2 separate regions of the Homo sapiens genome follow, and region 2 is linked to region 1. A link is a contact called in ENCODE Hi-C or POLR2A ChIA-PET data. All regions are on one chromosome and are shown on one strand. Each heading gives the region's core, a stretch centred on a gene start or an enhancer-like site at or near the end of the contact. The rest is flanking DNA. Distances are from core to core; before and after follow the strand shown. Region 1 has its middle 130 kb from the start of LINC02533. Region 2 has its middle 78 kb from the start of KU-MEL-3.

Region 1 (4,032 bases), core at 992-3,491:
GAATCGCCACACTGCTTTTCACAATGGTTGAATTAATTTACACTCCCACCAGCAGTGTATAAGCATCCCCTTTTCTCCACAACCTCGCTAGCATCTATTATTTTTTTACTTTTTAATAATACAATTTCTGACTGGTGTGAGATGGTATCTCATTGTGGTTGCAGTTTGCATTTCTCTAATGCTTAGTGATGTTGAGCATTTTTCATGTTTGTTGGCTGCAAATATGTCTTCTTTTGAAAAGTGTCTGTTCATATGCTTTGCCCACTTTTTAATGGGGTGTGTTTTCTGCTTATAAATTTGTTTAAATTCCTGATAGATTCTGGATATTAGACCTTTGTCAGATGCAAGTTTGCAAATATTTTCCCTCCATTAAAGACGTTAAGTTTATAGAGATGGCCAATCACCCTCTGACTTTCAACTTAGAGATGAGATCATTAGTTTGTTCCTCTTAAAAACATGTTAAATGGAAAAAGGGATATTTTTTTTTCCCAGAAAGAAAGAGGTCATTTTTCTTTTTTCAAGTTTATGGAGAGCACTGTATTTAAACTGTCTTCTGAGTTTCCTGGCCGCATATCTAGGGAATAAGAGCAGTTTCCCAAGGATAGAAACGAAACAGTACTTCCTTTGTTCTACTTCTACTTGATGGGGGACACCCAGGAACTTCAGATGCTTTCAGTGGAGCTGGCAAGTCCCCATGGGGAGCCTGTTACGTGCCCGGCAGCCCTGTCTTCATCCACTGTTGTGCTCAGTTCCTGTTGGGAATCACTCTGTGGTGTGTCAGGTACTGCCAACACCAAAGTGCTGGGCTCAGCTATGGAGGCACCTGTAAACATCAGCATGCTGGCCACCACCCCCACCTCAGGATGCCCCCAACTCTGGGAGCATTACAGGTCTGTAATCAGCACCATAGAGTGTTAGAAACGGGTCTGGCTAGGGACATAAAAGAGGATTGCCAGACTAGGGACAGTTGTGACCAGAAGCAATAAACCTCCAGTGCCAGCAATTAGTTCATGGTTTTCTTCCACCCCACTTGCTGCATGGGAGCAAATGTGAGAAAGGCAGATGGCAGGGTTGGAGGTCAACTGGGCGAGCACAGCTGGACCAGGGAGGGAGGGAAGTTGCAGTGTTGTGTTGAAAGGGCCAAAGAACCCAGATGCGGAAGGAAGGAAGGAAGGAATGATGGAAGGAAGGAAGAAAGGAAGGGAGGGAGGGAGGAAGGAAAGCCAGGAGTGTTGTGTCAGAATGAAAGCATCTGTGAGGAGTGAGCCTGGAGTTGAAGAACTGGTTTAGTGAGAAGGAGGGCGTGGGAGAGGTGGAGAGGCCCTTGGGGTGAGAGATTTTATTTGTCATGGTTTAGATGCCCCAGATCAGAGAGGTGAATTTCACATATGAAGTATTGAGGTTTTAAGATGAAAAGTCAGCACATCAATACATACTTTGTATCTCCTTAGAATGTAATGTGGCACATATACACCATGGAATACTATGCAGCCATAAAAAATGATGAGTTCATATCCTTTGTAGGGACATGGATGAAATTGGAAATCATCATTCTCAGTAAACTATCGCAAGGACAAAAAACCAAACACCGCATGTTCTCACTCATGGGTGGGAATTGAACCATGAGAACACATGGACACAGGAAGGGGAACATCACACTCTGGGGCCTGTTGTGGGGTGGGGGGAGGGGGGAGGGATAGCATTAGGAGATATACCTAATGCTAAATGACGAGTTAATGGGTGCAGCACACCAACATGGCACATGTATACATAGGTAACTAACCTGCACATTGTGCACATGTACCCTAAAACTTAAAGTATAATAATAATAAAAAAGAATATTTACTTTTTTGAGGTGTGCTCCAAAAACCACCCCCAGCATCTTAGGCTCTGGCTGACTGCTGCTCACCTGTGACCATCTCTAAGTCTGAATCCACATGGCTACACCGTCATGTTATCTGCAGTGCTGTTACTAAAAATGAGATCCTTTTCCTCATGTCCAAATCAGGGCTTCATCTGGATGGGGTCCCAGCTCTGGCACAGGCCAATGGCAGGAGAGTTCAGGGATGGGCACACCTGGCCGGCTGAGGGGAGCCTACAGCCAGGCTGGCCTCCCCAGCCTCTTCAAGTGCAGGGCCTGGCGAAGGCCTGCCCTCTTGGCACCTGTCCTGTTGGTCCTGGGACAGAGCCCACAGCTTGGGATAGTCCTGTGGGAGGGGGAGGTTGAGTCACTTTGCATCACATTCATGTCTCTGCAAATGCTGAGTCACCCTGGATGCAGAGCGAGAGGATGCTGTGGCTGCCTGCCGGGAACGTCTGAACTGGGCAGCCCTTTGCCATTGGCAGGAATGAGTGGGCGTGACGCATTCTCTCCAGTTCTGTGCCTTAGTCACCAAGGTCACTAGATTATGTGTGTCATGCGAGGGAGGCGCATAAAGGGCTGGGAAAGGTGGCAGGCTGCGGTGGGGGAGAGAGAAGGGCAGGAGCAGGCTTGTGTTTCAGATCTCAGCTTTCCTTAGCAAAGGGAGCTTCAGCTTTTCCACGCCCTCTCTGTGTATTCTTTAATTTTCCGGTCTCCCCTTAAGATGACTTTGCAGTTAATCAGGCTTGAATCTTCACGGTCTCTTGTTGCTACAGGATGAAGTTTCAGTTCTTAGCCTGGCATTTAAGGGTCTACAATTTGGTGGCCCAGCCATCATGTCCTGGGAACAGCTCTGGCCCTGGAGAGGAAGCCTCTCGAGGCTGTCACAGTTTGGTTCTTCTTTCCCAGGACAATCCTCCACTGCTCTCCTGGCCAGCTGCCTCCTCCAGCCAGCCGGCCCTCTCCCTCCCTGCTCTTCCCAAGTCCCAGGCTCAAAGTGCGGCTCACATCCCTCCTTTCCCTGAGCCTTCCCAGACAGCCAGCCCCACAGTGGCCTCCTTCCATTCTCAAAGCCTTTGGTGGCACTTCATGGCAGAGCCAGGGTAGAAAACAGGGACGATGAGACTTACAAATCTGAGCTCAAATTCCAGATCCTTCTCTGACTTGCAGTGTGATCTTGTGCAAGACACAAAACCTCCTGGCCCTTAGATTTCTTCTTCTGCTACAAATGATCAGAGGTTCATGAGGGAAATGGAACTTAGTGTCTGAGTGCTGGGCACAAGGTAAGGACTCAATCAGTGCTGGCCCCGCCTCTTTTGCTCTCACCGCCTCTTACTTTTTTATGACTTCTTTAGCATCCATTATATCCATGTATGTTTATATTTAAAGTTATTTTATTATGTGTGTGTATACTGATTCCCTAATTGAATTGATTGTGTGTTTTCATTCATTTTTTGAAAGAATTTTTGTGGAGAGTCTATTATGTTCCACAGCTTGTGCCAGACACTAGGGAGTCAAAGGGGGAAAGATGCTGTTCCCAACAGAAAGTCTGGTCTTATACTTCTTTGTAAAGTCACCATAAATATTCTTTAGTGACAGGTAGAGTGAAAATAAACAAAATATTTTCCACATAGTGATAAGTATAATAGATGCCAAATAAATATTTGTTGAGTTTTAGCTTTGGAGTTTTAGATGAAAAGTGTGAAATGCCTTCATGATATTTTATTTCAGAGCTTAACATATTTCAGTTGTGACCAAATTGAAAAGTCCGAACCTTCAAAACTGAAATGCTAGGAAATGATTGCTCATGATCTAGAAGGATTTGTCAAGGGCTTTCTTTAAAAGCCTTCAGCCTCGCGGGGCTCCGTGTGTGTACACACGCATGTGCGTGTGTTCTGAGGGCTACCAAGAGAAGCAAGGGTTGCAGGGAAGGCTCTAACAACGCCCTTGAAGGGAAAAGTCAATCAGAAACAAATTGACTACAGCTGTGAGATTCTAATGTATGTCAATGAAGAGATAAGATTCAATCTACAAATATTTGAATTACATGCAAAATGTAAGTCACAAATCTCGCACCTAAAGTCAGGGTTACCTTCCAATACTCCAGCCTTGTTGTACAAGTCGGGGCTTACACCATCGCAGGGCAGAACTGCTCCCATAATGAGTATAGG
Region 2 (4,032 bases), core at 467-2,966, 330 kb after region 1:
GAATCCAACAAGTTCATGAGAAAGTCATCATCAGAGGGTTTCTTAACAAAACTGTCAAGCTGGGCCAGACATAGTGGCTCACACCTGTAATCTCCATGTACTGAGAGGTCAAGGCAAGAGGATCACTTGAGGCCAGAAGTTCACAACCAGCCAGGGCAACATAGTGAGACCCCATCCCTACAAAAAATGTTTAAATCAGCCAGGTGTAGTAGTGCACACCTGTAGTCCTAGCTACTTGGGATGCTAAAGTGGGAGGATCATTTGAGTCCAGGAGTTCGAGGTAGCCATGAGCCATGATCATGCCACTGCACTTCAGCCTGGGCAACATATCAAGACCATGTTTCTTAAAAAAACAAACAAACAGGCTGGGCGCCATGGCTCACGCCTGTAATCCCAGCACTTTGGGAGGCCAAGGGGCCGGGCGGGGGAGGCGTGGATCATGAGGTCAGGAGTTCGAGACCAGCCTGGCCAAGATGGTGAAACCCCATCTCTACAAAAAATACAAAAATTAGCTGGGCATGGTGGCGGGCACCTGTAATCCCAGCTACTCGGGAGACTGAGGCAGGAGAATCATTTGAACCTGGGAGATGGAGGTTGCAGTGGGCCGAGATCATGCCATTGCACTCCAGCCTGAGTGACAGTGTGAGACTATGTCTCAAAAAACAAAAAAATGAAAAAAAAAAAGAACAGCCGAGCTGAATCATCTTACAATTAATTCCACTGTCAGTAAAGCCCTCCACTCACCTACTACCACCAGCACCATGCAGAGCAGACTATAAACAGATTTTTGGTGCACCACTCTTAAACTATAAACAGTATAGGCAAGAATCCCAAGATAACTTGAGAAGCATTTACCCTGTTTCATTGATCCTAAGATGCATGTGTCCGAATGAACATCTCTGAAATCCGCCTTACAAATCAATAGTATTGCAAAATCATGGTCAGTCAGGAGGCAGCCGTGATACGGCCATGCAAAATAATTTCGTGGACACTTTCTCGTAAGATTAAGAGCACCAGCATCGAAGGTTCTCAAAGTCGATAAAATACGGTAATCTGAAAGCCAGAGACCAAAGCAAAGTGGAAAAAGGAGGTAAAAACAGAGAAAATAGCCCCCAAACCCTTATTAATATCCTGAGAGAGATAACGGAATACAATATACTCATTTTTAAAAAATATGAAAGAACATTTAAATAATCCTTGGAATTTAAAATAAGGCAGCTTGCAATAGAAGACTAGGTTGGGAAAATTTCCCAGAGAGAAGGGTAAACAGAAAAAGAGATAGAAAATAGACAAGAAAAAAATAAGAAAATTAGAGAACTGTCCAGGAGTTTCAAAAAGAGAAAATAAAGAAACCATCAGCAAAATTATTCAAGAAAAATCTCTCAGAATTGAAAGACATAAGTTTCTAGATTAAAAGGAGCCCACCAAGTCCCAGAAGACAAAATAAACCCACAACAAAGTGCATCATTGTGACATATAGGAACACTAGGGACAGAGAAAGAGTCTACAAACTTCGAGAGAGAGAGAGAGAACAACGCAGGTCTTAAGTAACAAGGCAGAATATAACAGAGCAGAACTTCCAAATTCCAAATTCCAAATTTTAAAACCTAGAATTGAATACTCAGCCAAACTATCAATGAAATGAGATGACACGATAAAGGCCTTTTCAGACCTGCAGGGAAAGAAGTGAAGAAATCACCCAGATAATGGGTGGAGGCAGAACGCAAGATGGCAGATGAGTCACTGCTGTGTGAGCAACCCGTGCAGTTTGGAGCAGATCAGAAGATCCAGAAGAGATTTCTTCAAGAAAATGAAATTAAACATATTGAGAGGTATGCCCAATTGAAAGAGCTGGCATTGAATTAGTTACAAGTATACAGAAAAATAAGCAAATAGAACTGGAAGACAATTATTAACTCTATGGAAAATAAAAAAGTGCAAGAGGAAGGAAACGTAATGATTGTGTACCGCGTGACTCAGCAAGCATAGTCACAATAAACACTGAAAAATGAGCCAGCCAAAATTAGAACTTAACTGGATAAAGAGAATGGAGAAGACTTAAATTGTGTTCTGAGAGACAGGCGGGTAAAAGACGGTGAAATCTTTGTATTCCAGCAAATACTTACTACCCACATTTTTTCTTCAAGAAACATGCTAGCATTTTACATATTTACCAATTTACATATTTTACAAATACGGAAATGAACATGAAAACACTCAGGTGAAAGTTACAAGGAGGTGCTTCTGGAAAGTGGGACAGGGAACTGCTGCAATGTTTGACAATCAGCCATGTTGAGTGATCTTAATATTTGCACTCTATACATACGTGGCTTTAACAAAAGTAAAAGTTAAAGTAGAAAAAAAGGAAAGAAGAATGAATGAGCATGGGCTTTGAAATCATGCGTAGGTTTGACCACCAAGTATAGTTGGCCCTCTGTATCCATGGATTCCACGTCTGTGGATTCAACCAACCGATTTCGATAATCTGATTTCAGATTATTTCCGATTGAAAATAGCTGGAAAAACGTGTCTGTACTGAACATCCCACTTTGAGAGGCTGAGGTGGGTGGATCACTTGAGGTCATGAGTTTGAGACCAGTCTGGTCAACATGGGGAAACCCCCATTTCTAGTGAAAAAAAAAAAAAATTAGCCGGACGTGGTAGAACACACCTGTAGTCCCAGCTACTCGAGAGGCTGAGGCAGGAGAATCTCTTGAACCTAGGAGGCAGAGGTTGCAGTGAGCCGAGATGGCACCGCCTGGGCAACAGTAAGTGAGACTCCACCTCAAAAAAAAAAAAAGAAAAAAAAAGTTATGCTCTCTGGTAGATAATCAGAAATAACATGAAAGTAAATAGAAATGTTTTAAACCATTTCTTCCTCATGTAAGATATTTTCTGATGGAGTCATAAGAAAAGGAGGAAATGTACAGAAAACAGGAGGGCTTTGGAAGAAATTAGGGGGGTTCTACAAAGTGTTTGGGGCTGGGAGCAACTATTCAAGGAATTTCCATTTCCAAGCTACCAACGGTGTATTGGTCCATTCTCACATTACTATAAAGAACTACCTGAGACCAGGCGCAGTGGCTCACGCCCATATTCCCAGCACTTTGGGAGGCCAAGGTGGGTGTATCAACTAAGGTCAGGAGTTCGAGACCAGCCTGGCCAACATGGTGAAACCCTGTGTCTACTAAAAATACAAAAATTAGCCAGGCATGGTGGTGCATGTCTGTAGTCCCACCTATTCAGGAGGCTGAGGCAGGAGAATTGCTTGAACCCAGAGGCGGAGGTTGCAGTGAGCAGAGATCGTGCCACTGCACTCCAACCTGGGCGACAGGGCGATACTCCGTCTCAAAAAAAAAAAAAAAAAAAAAAAAAAGAACTACCTGAGACTGGGTATTTTTTTAATTTATTTTTATTTTTTGAGACAGCGTCTTGCTCTATTGCCCAGGCTGGAGTGCAGTGGCACAATCTCAGCTCACTGCAACCTCTGCCTCCTAGGCTCAAGGCATTATTCTCCCACCTCAGTCTCTCACGTAGCTGGGACTACAGGCACCTGCCACCACACCGGGCTAATTTTTGTATTTTTAGTACAGAGGAGGTTTCACCATGTTGGCCAGGCTGGTCTAGAACTCCTGAGCTCAAGCAATCCACCTGCCTCAGCCTCCCAAAGTGTTGGGATTACAGGCATGAGCCACCATGCCTGGCCAAGACTGAGTAATTTATAAAGAAAAGAGATTTAATTGGCTCACCATTCCACAGGCTCTACAGGAAGCCTGGCTGGGGAGGCCTCAGGCAACAATCATGGTGGGAGGTGAAGGGGAAGCTGGCACGTCTTACTTGGCAGGAGCAGGAGGACCACCAAGAGAAAGGGGAGGTGCTACATACTTTTAAACAACCAGATCTCGTGAGAACTCACTCACCATCACGAGAACAGCAAGGGGAAAGTCGGCGCCCGTGATCCAATCACCTCCCATCAAGCCCCTCCACCAACAATGGGGATTACAATTCCACATGAGATTTGGGCACAGACAC

What was found. Hi-C counts contacts between places; a loop is a spot of excess contacts on that map. ChIA-PET counts read pairs that join two places held with the same protein, here RNA polymerase II (POLR2A). Pooled maps may share reads with other maps.
Region 2: a loop to region 1 is called in a pooled map, with 3 times the contacts of the local background. The contact joins two enhancer-like sites. A Hi-C loop is called at or near these places in 2 of 50 pooled maps. POLR2A ChIA-PET finds 5 or more read pairs at or near these places in 2 of 52 experiments (activated CD8-positive, alpha-beta T cell and activated T-cell).

What each region holds. Positions count from the first base shown.
Region 1 is chr6:4,356,495-4,360,526 of GRCh38, forward strand. No RefSeq gene overlaps it. Among named protein-coding and RNA genes, the nearest start is that of LINC02533, 130 kb to the right of the region's middle. RefSeq lists enhancers at 1,805-2,556, 1,834-3,033, 1,854-3,202. Within about 2 kb of position 2,242, at least 18 of the 41 ENCODE cell types and tissues checked have a DNase peak (open chromatin) inside an H3K27ac peak, as active enhancers do.
Region 2 is chr6:4,686,480-4,690,511 of GRCh38, forward strand. No RefSeq gene overlaps it. Among named protein-coding and RNA genes, the nearest start is that of KU-MEL-3, 78 kb to the left of the region's middle. Within about 2 kb of position 1,717, at least 8 of the 41 ENCODE cell types and tissues checked have a DNase peak (open chromatin) inside an H3K27ac peak, as active enhancers do.